2 separate regions of the Homo sapiens genome follow, and region 2 is linked to region 1. A link is a contact called in ENCODE Hi-C or POLR2A ChIA-PET data. All regions are on one chromosome and are shown on one strand. Each heading gives the region's core, a stretch centred on a gene start or an enhancer-like site at or near the end of the contact. The rest is flanking DNA. Distances are from core to core; before and after follow the strand shown.

Region 1 (4,921 bases), core at 756-3,255:
GAATAGACAAATACAAACAACAACAAAAGAGACAAAATGTTTTTTAAAACTATCAGAATGAGACAGTGAGAAAGCAATGCATAGCATTCAGTCTCAACTACTTACTCATTGTGCACATATCTTAGAGCTGTCCATTCCAATTGCCCATGAGCTTCTCAACAAATGCAGTAGCTCTACTATTTATTATACCTCTACAGTGCAGAAATCTCTTTTTTAAGCCAACAAATTTGCCATGTTATTGAAAACATAATTCTTTTAAAAAGAACAAATTAGGCAAAGCATTCAACTCTCACCAAATTTTTTCTGCCTCTTCTGTTGTAATATTTTTCACTTAAGTGTAGGTATAATATTAGTATTTAGATTCTACATGTAAATTTAAAACCAACATGTAATAGTACTGGAAAGAATCCAAAATTTGTACTAAATAAGCACAGCAAATCACAGTGTTTAAGTAGAGGGGACAGGTAATTTGTCATTTAATATTTAGTGAATCCCCATTATATTATATAGAATACAAGTGTATGCATATGTGTACATATACACAAATATATATCACAAATTATATGATAAAAATTTGACGTCAAGACTTTACATAAATAACACAAATCAACATATAATTATAGTGAGGAAGTTGGGGAAGAGAAAAGTGGACATTGTGACAATAAATGAAGAAAATGTAGGTATATGTATATAATCAAGAATAAATGTAAAGTTCTGAGACTATATTTTGTTCCATCCACTGATTAGAACAAAGCTATTTTTATGGTTTAATACACGTAATTACAACACATATTCAATGACTATCATAATTTATTCTAATTTTTTTAACTTTTATATCATTTTATTTTTTTGAGACAGGGTCTCACTCTGTCACCCAGGCTGGATTACAGTGGTGCAATCTTGGCTCACTGCAACCTTGACTTCAATGCCTCAAATGATCCTCCATCTCAGCCTTCCAAGTAGCTGAGATTACAGGTGCATGCCACCATAACCAGCTAATTTTTTATTTATATTTATTTTGTAGAAAAGTGGTTTTGCCATGTTGCCCAGGCTGGTCTCAAACTCCTGAGTTCAAAGGATCCACCCACCTCAGCCTCACAAAGAGCTAGGATTACAGGTGAGAGCCACTATGCCCAGCTTAAATATTTTTTTAAAGACATCACAGAATCACTTAATGATCCATGCATTCCATCCTAAGTTACCATTTAGTGGCTCAGATCTGTGATTTGCATACCCAATATCACAAAAATTTTAGATGAAAAACTGCCATAGCCACTGAGCAAGTTATTGAGAAGTTTAACTTCTGTATTCTATTTGAACAATACGGTTTGCTCCTTTCCTGTGTGCAGTTCCCTAGAAGAGTTCATTTTTATTTGAAAAAATATGATTTTTTAAAGGAAGCCAAATACAGCTTCCAAAGAGGTAGAGCAAATATTAAGGGAGTTTAGCTACTTTCAGTGAGATTTTTAGAGGTATTTGCAAGGGGTATTTGGCAAAACACCCAGTATGTGTGATCAAGAAAGTGGAAAGAACTAAATAGGAGACAGACCTATTAAATGAAGAATTTTCTGAATGACCTACGTAGACACATTGTAGCATCCTAAAAATGAGTTAAGTTGTTGGGTTTTATAATACTTTTTATGACTGATTTTCATGCTTTGATAAACAAAAAACTAAAAACCTGAGTGCATAGTTATGTTTGGATTTTGAAAGTGGAATTCCACACAGTTGGGTTTAATATCATAATAACATGAAAATTAAATTGAACCTCATCAATAGTATCATTGCTCTGTGATGAAATGCACATCCTTAATTACACTTGCTGTGGGCTATGCTTTACACTTGCAAAACAAGTGCCACAAATCTATTTCTATGGCTGCATTGTTTTGAGCCTTAGTTTCTGTGCTCACACTGATAACGGTGCTGTCTGAGAACAGGAAGTCCTCTTCCTCTGCTGCTGCCTGGAATTGCTCTAATTTGTTCTGGTAATGGGCGCCAGATGTCAGAGTATAAAAAGAAGCTGGAACAGGCAAAAAGATTGCCACTCTGACCTTCTATTGAATTCCAAAGCTCTTGCCCTTTTTTGTCTTCTGTGAAAATCAAATATTCACAAACATGTAGAACGAAACGGGGCAAACAGCTTCCCTTCTGTGGAAGCCGTCACAGCAAAAGAGAGATGGCTGCTTGGCACTTCCCTGGAATGAGGACATCTGCTACTGTTCTCTAAGCTGTGTTTTGATGGGGGGAAGGCAGAAAGAAAGAGAAAGGAGGAAAGAAAAGAACCTGTAACCTCCACATTCACAGAGTCATCTTCTTTGTAATGACTGCTACTGCTTCAAAATTGCTTTCCCCCCAACTGGGTATTTGGCATCTTCCTTTAGTAAAGATGAAGAATAGGTGTGAGGTTTTGTTTTTCTCTTTTATTTTTTTTTTTCTGTAACTACAGGGCTAAAAATGTATTTGCTTGTATAATGCATTCTAATTTATTGCATTTGTCACTTCATTTGTCTTGTTAAAATAGGTTTAAATTTGAAAAATATGCTCAGAGTAAACCAAAGTGAATATAGTCAGATGTCTGCTGCTATTGATAAGAACACAAACTGGTGATAAAGTCTATCAACTAGTACAGGATTTTCATGTCTGTGCATTTAAATTTCATTTTTATTAACTGATTTCCTACAGGATCACAGGGTTCTGGGCAACTGTTTTTCTATTTGTAATGACATTTATATTCGAAAAATTTTTAAGTGATTATGTTTTCTTGGTTCTGTTTCTAAGTGGTATAGTTGCAGCAGGCATATTTATCTTATTTTGTAAAGGTACAGTCCCAGGAAAGAAATAGCATCTTTACTAAGAAAATAAATGTTTTTTGTTCTTCTCAGGAAAAGTAAGAAATTGTAGAGAACAGGAATTAGCTATTTATTTTGTTTACCAACTCTTTGCCATCCAAGAAGCATAGAATAAAATTTGAACATGTAGATAAAGATATAAAATTATTTTATAGTTGTAGTTATTCACTATTTGCCTCACATGCTGAGAATGATAAAATTTAAGGTCAGTAGGAAACTTAAGGTTTTCTCAAGGATCACTGTCCGTAAAATACACAAGTCCCACTGCACACTTGTTTGTAATTAGGGTAATCACAGCTGTGGGATTTTTTTGTTTGGTTGATTTTTGTTTTGTTTTATAACGATATTAATATTTTTTTTTAAAGTAGTTTTAGGATCCCAAAAAAATGAATGGGAAGTAAAGGGAATTCCTATAAAAGTCCCTAACCTACACACACACACACACACACACACACACACACACACACACTCCATTATTAATATCCCCACCAGAGTGGTACATTTGTTACAATTGATGAACCTACATTGACACATCATAATCACCCAGTCTATAGCTGATGCTCACACTCTTGGTACTGTATGTTCTACTGGTCGGGAAAAGTATGTAATGTCATGTACCCACCACTGTAGTATCATACAGAACTGTTTAATTGCCCTGAATATCCTCTTCTTTGTGTCTATTCACTTCTCTCTGTCTCCTAACCCCTGGCAACTGAGGATCTTCCTACTGTCTTCATAGTTTTGCTTTTTCCAGAATGTCTTATTGTTGGAATCGTAATGTATAGCCTTTTGAAATTGTCTTCTTTTACTTACTAATATGCATTCAAGATTTCTCCACCCCTTTTCATGACTTGATTGCTCATTTCTTTCAAGTGCTGAATATTCCATTTTCTGGATGTACCACAGTTTATGTATCCATTCACCAATTGAAGGATATCTTGGATGCATCCATGTTTTGATAATTATGAATAAAACTGCTGTAAACATCCATGTGCAGGGATTTGTGTGGAAATAATTTTTCAACTCCTTTCAATAAATACCAAGAAATACAATTGGCTGGATGGTATAGCTATGTTTAGTTTTGTAAGAAACCACCAAACTGTCTTCCAAATTGTCTGTACCATTCTGCACTCCTATCAGCAGTGAATGGGAGTTCCAGCTTCCCCATGTGCTTGCCAGCATGTGGTGTTGTCAGTGTTCTGCATTTAGGCCATTCTAACAGGTGTATGGTGAAATTGCATAGATGTTTTAATTTGCATTTACCTGATGATATATGATATATAATTTATCTTTTCATATGCTTATTTGCATCTATATAGCTTTTTTGTTGAGGTTTCTGTTGAGGTCTTGGTCCATTTTTTTGTTTATATTGTTGAGTTTTAATAGTTCTTTGCATATTTAAAATAACTAATCTTTATATGTGTTTTGAAAGTATTTTTCCCAGGACTCAGTTTGTTTCTTTTTACAATTTCTTTTCCAAAATGTCAGAAGACTCAAGTGTGTCTTACATTTTCCTAAGATTTTAAATATTTTTGTAAGGTGATTTTATTTTCGTTCTGTACTGATTTCTTCTATTTGGAATTTCCTTGAGAATGACAAATATTCAAGAAATAAGCTCTAAATAAAGACATTGGAAACTTCCAGAAAACTCAATGTTCATAGTTGGCATATCTAATTCTACTCATTGATAATGTATATGTAAATGTCACTTGACTCATTCAGTGCCTCCACAGTGTCTGACAGCATGTTCTGGAGTTTGTTCAGCACTTACTGGAGAACACTGACCTATGTATAGGCCACAGATGTAGTGACAGGGCCCCAGCAGAGACAGCAGCAAAGGAGTCCTCAAAGCTGGTGTTTATTTTTTTGTGTCAGTTTTAGGACCATGTGTAGCTTACTTGACCTCTTGAAACTTTTCTCCTCTATGAAACAGGATTAATATTTCCTATTTTGTATATATCCTATAAGGTATATTTGAGAACACACCCAGAAGACAGTACATATTCTAATAGGTTTTATTGGAATGCATTGTTTTATTTCAATGCATAAGATTAGCAATCTCAAAGAGTTGA
Region 2 (5,122 bases), core at 2,027-4,526, 42 kb before region 1:
ATGCCAAAGTATCTTCATTCTTTCTATATTTGATTTCTGCTCTTAAGTAGGGGCCAGAAATCATCATTTGCTTTGAATATTCTGATAGAGGTGAACTCTCAGCTACCACCAATTAAATGCCTTTCAATATAGTCTTGACTTCTATACTAGGGAATATCCGGGCCCCTTCTACAACTAATTCTGAATATGCTTTGGCATTATTTTCAAGTTATCCCAATCTGGACAGAAAAATTGGAGGATTCTTGGTCTCTTAGGCACCACGGTATCTCGGGAGTCTGTAAAGTTTGCTGCACATTTTTCAAGGATAGATTTAATTTTTATTTTCTTCTTTACACTTCCTGCATTTTGCAGTGATAGTTTTATTCTTATGGCTGCATATACAAAAAAATTCTTTTTATTTCTAATATACATAGAGTAAAACACATACACACAAAGACACACATACATACATAGACAATATATATTTTTGATGTCTCCTAGATTAATTTTCTCATGAATATTCCTTACTTTTCAAAATTGTTTTGTAAGCTAAGGAGCATAACTTGTGTTTTCATTCTTAAAAGCATATAGTTAATAATAATGTATATTGCATATTTCAAAGTAAGTAGAAGAGAGGACTTTAAATGTTCTAATCACAAAAAATATAATGACAGGCGGAAAGGCGCGGTGGCTCATGCCTGTAATCCCAGTACTTTGGGATGCCAAGACGGGCAGATCACTTGAGGTCAGGAGTTCGAGACCAGCCTGGCCAAAATGGTGAAATCCCGTCTCTACTAAAAATACAAAAATTAGCCTGGCGTGGTGGTGCTCGACTGTATTCCCAGCTACTTAGGAGGCTGAGGCATGAGAATCACTTGAATCCGGGAGGCAGAGGTTGCAGTGAGCCAAGATTGCACCCTGCTCTCCAGCCCAGAAGGTAGAGTGAAACTGTGTCTCATAAAAAAAAAAAAAAGTGTTCGAAGTGATGGATATGTTAATTACCCTGATTTGATCATTGCACAATGTATCCATGTATTGAAACATAACATAGTCCACCAATAATATGTACAATTATCATCTGTCAATTACAAACAAAAATAAATATTATTTTAAAAGCACACAGTGAAATATTTTCATATACAACTCACTGAAAAAAACATAATGGTCAAGATTTATCAAATCTTAACTTGTGGGAGAGTTTGTGCTAAGTGAAATTACCATCTCTAGTTGTTAGATGAAATGAGTGAGGCTTTGGTTAAATGAGTTGAGGTCACAGGGCCTGCAAGACAATGCATGTTAAAGCTTAGTCTATTCGATTTCAAGATCATGCATTTCATTTATTTGCAAGTGTCACCCTATTATTTTCTGCCATTCTGTTTATAATGGTTTATACCAACTGAGCATATCAGAAATATATACTGTAATCCAAAATAAACTTCTTTAAGTTTCATCTTGCAGCTTTTCCCCAATTTTGTGAATGTATGATTCAGGATTTTGGGTGCGTTCCATGAGTTTTGCACACTAGTTTGATCAGCCACAGATAACCTGTGAGCTATGTGTGTAGCTATAATCCGTGTGCTGTGTATGCATTTGATTCATTTACCTGCAGTGGCCAGGCATCAGTCAAACTGTGACCAATCTATTGTCCTCATCAAGGCATGGGAGCCTTTGCCCTTCATTTGCCTTCTCTGATTCCTCCATTGCCTGCTTTTGCTGTGAAAAGACAGCTAGATTAGAGCAGGGCCCTGCCTTCCAGGGACTCACATCTAGTAGGAAAGAAAAGGCAAAGGCATAAGTTGATGAGTGAATTTTAAAATGTAGTAGAATCATATAGTACATGTTCTGGGAGTGTTTCAATGCCACCCTCCTCTCCACCATCATGTCCTTGCTTTGGAGATCTTATAAGCATTTGACACAGTGTTCTACTTTCCCTTAGATTTTCCTATTTCTCTTTCTGGCTGCAGACCCTACAGCACAGGCTACTCACAAGATACTCCTGCACTGCTCAGGTAATATTTCCAACAACCTGTGGGGCCCTCTCTCCTGAGTCACAAGTGCCTTTATGTTATTAGGTTTCTCCTATAAACCACCATCCTAAAATAAATACATAAATAAAATGCTATGGTAAGATAAATTAATTAAACTAAACTAGCATAGTATGTATTTATCTGGCACCTTTGCTTTGGTAAGCTGGCTGGAAGGGTTTAACCAACTCTCCTCTACCCACCCAGAGAAAATGGCTCAGGATCTGTCACAGAGCTCTGGGAATCAGATATGTGAACAAGCACTATGAGCCTTCCAGTGCACCAGCTGGCATGATCCCACCCTGGAGGAGGGCCTCAGCTACCCCATTTATCTTATAAGTAGCAAAGCAATGTTTAAGTTTTATTTGTTTGTTTATTCATTTATTTATTTATTTATTTAGAGACAGTGTCTCACTCTGTGGTCCAGGCTGAGTGCAGTGGCATGATCACGGCTCACTGCAGCCTCAAACCCCTGGGCTCAAGCAAGCCTCCTGCCTCAGCCTCCCAAATAGCTGAGACTACAAGCATGTGCCACATGCCTAGAACAGTTATTATTATGATTATTTGTAGAGATTGGGTCTTTCTATGTTGCCCAGGCTGGTGTCAAACTCCTAGACACAAGCAATTCTCCCACCTCAGTTTCCCAAAGTGCTGGGATTATAGGCGTGAGCCATTATGCCCAACCACAATGCTACAGTTTCTTATTATGCCTTAAAACATACACTTTTATTAAACCTGTTTGTGTGGAGAAATATTGTACTAGAGGTGACTTTCAGTGCTTCCTACCAGTTAGACATGGTTAATTCTCTCTTCTATGTTCCTCATAAAAAGCCCTGTGCATATACCATTTATGCCTTTTACAAAAACATATTAAAATGTGAATTGACCTGAGTTTCTTTCATTTAGAAAGTAGGCAATCTGACCGCAAGAGCTAGTTTCATTTGTCCTTGCAGTTTTTATAGCAAAGCCTATGCCTGTCATATATCAGATAGACAAGAGACTTGAACTGTTTTGGGAATGAATGTATCAGAAATCACTCTGTCTTAGTGGTATTTCAGAGAGTACTCTTGATTTTACATTTTCACTGTGACTTCTGAACAATATATTCAAGATCTGTAATAACTCTGTGTTTCCTTGAGAAAAATTTGATTGTAGAACAGTCAAGTTCTACAATAAACAGCTGTTCAAAAAGGCAAATATCTGCGCTTAGGGACTAAGCTGCTCATGGAGTCAGTACTTGTGGTTTGTTTGCAAAGCCGCCTACCTTTGGCATGGTTTCTTGTATTTCCACTTCATTTCTGACTGGGGTGTGGCAACATGAACTTTCTCCTCTTATTGATTCCTAGCAGTTCACAATTCTACCACAAAGCGTGATCTTGTTTTACAATATGTCTTTGTTCAGCTTGCAAAATTCAGGACAGTACATTCTGAAATTCACTATCATTGATATAAACATAGCTTCATCCACAAGAGATATGAGCGTATGCTCTGTTCTCTGTCTTCTGAAGTTTGATTTCTTTCTCATCTGGTTCTTAATGTCATTGCTAATGTTCCTCATTTGGGAATAAATAGGAAGAATTGTAGTGACATTATAATGTGTTGTACAAGACTTTGTATACCTCATATGGGTAATGCTTTTGGAGGCTAGAGGGAAGACTTTTAAAGGATGATATTTGTATTGTCATATTTTTAAAATAAAGTCTCAGAATAAAATGATTTTGCAAAGATGCCTTCTTCATAAAGATTCTGATAAGCAATTGACAGTATAACCTGAGACTGAGAAGAAAATAGTGAATAGAATGTAAAAAAATAACTAGAGTTATTCTTTAATAACCAACCATAGCCAACTTTTTCTAATTAGTTGTGGAGCTTTTTAAAGTATATAGCAGAGATATAATGGCTTTCTACGTCCATTTAATTTTGCAGTTTTGATGTAGTAAAAGATTCTCCCAGAGTCTAAGGAAGCTTTCTGGACCCCTCTCTACTACTAACCTACTTCCCAATCCCTGTTAGAGTTCCACTTTTCCAGAAACCCACGATTACAAGTGTAAGTGCTCTCAGAACATGGCTCTCAGTTTTCTCCCACTTACACTTTCCTTTCAGACTAGAACCCTTCCTATCCCAAAGACTGAAGCAAATGCAACCTACATGCCATCTAAAGCATCAACTTCAGTTACCGTTGATGTAGCTAAAATAGCAAAAGATTTCTTAGAGGAGACAGTCTTTCTTTCTCAGATTTAAATCAGAAAGGGCCCTTTCTGCATGCTAATATTTCACATCTTGGACAGACTGAAAGATCAGCCCTCCAAAGCCAATGAATGCAGTTGTTCATATTGAACAAGCATAGCTTGTAGACTATAATAATCACACACATTTATTTGTCTCAAACTTTACTTTCAACCTAACTTAGTGGAGGAAACATTCATTCTGTCCTGAATGAAATTTCTGCAGGCCCTGAGACTTTTCTGCTCAGCGTAAGATAAAAGACAGGTCAGACATATTCCCCCTTTAGTGTCTCTATTCTTTGGTATGTCTGAATATTTGCTGAATTAAAAAAAAATGATATTTTAAAAGGATTGAAGCCAGGTGCAGTGGTTCATGCTTACCATCCCAGCATTTTGGAAGGCTGAAGTGGATGGATCACTTGAGCTCAGGAGTTCGAGACCAGCCTGGCCAACATGGTGAAACCCCCGTCTCCACTAACAGCACACAAAAAATTAGCTTGACATGGTGTTGGACTCCTGTAATCCCAGCTACTCAAGAGGCTGAGGCAGGAGGATCCCTTGAACCTGGGAGGGGGAGGTTGCAGTCAGCCTGGGTGACAGAACAAGACTCTGTATCAAAAGGAAAAAAAAAAAAAGGATATTGAGACCCACATAAAATAGTACTATTTTCATTTGTGTTTAATTTTTGTTGAAAGTTCAGACGACTTGCTGCTGCTCCTTTTAACTGATTTATGTTATTAAAAAATTGTTGACCCTTGGAGAAATATACTGTTATTTACATCTGATATTTATATGTAGAGGTAAATTTTCTGTAGAAGAGAATCTAGCAAGGATTCTAGGCAGGATTGGCTAGAGAAGAAGGTGAAAAAACCAACACGTATACATCTAAACAAT

The links. A loop is a pair of places that touch in the nucleus more often than their neighbours do. ChIA-PET counts read pairs that join two places held with the same protein, here RNA polymerase II (POLR2A). Pooled maps may share reads with other maps.
Region 2: a loop to region 1 is called in a map of heart right ventricle, with 3 times the contacts of the local background. The contact joins two enhancer-like sites. A Hi-C loop is called at or near these places in 5 of 168 maps with a recorded cell type or tissue (Right ventricle myocardium inferior, dorsolateral prefrontal cortex, heart left ventricle and 2 more) and 4 of 50 pooled maps. POLR2A ChIA-PET finds 5 or more read pairs at or near these places in 1 of 52 experiments (activated CD4-positive, alpha-beta T cell).

Annotation. Positions count from the first base shown.
Region 1 is chr18:66,680,200-66,685,120 of GRCh38, reverse strand. No RefSeq gene overlaps it. Among named protein-coding and RNA genes, the nearest start is that of CDH19, 79 kb to the right of the region's middle. Within about 2 kb of position 2,005, at least 5 of the 41 ENCODE cell types and tissues checked have a DNase peak (open chromatin) inside an H3K27ac peak, as active enhancers do.
Region 2 is chr18:66,723,030-66,728,151 of GRCh38, reverse strand. No RefSeq gene overlaps it. Among named protein-coding and RNA genes, the nearest start is that of CDH19, 120 kb to the right of the region's middle. Within about 2 kb of position 3,276, at least 4 of the 41 ENCODE cell types and tissues checked have a DNase peak (open chromatin) inside an H3K27ac peak, as active enhancers do.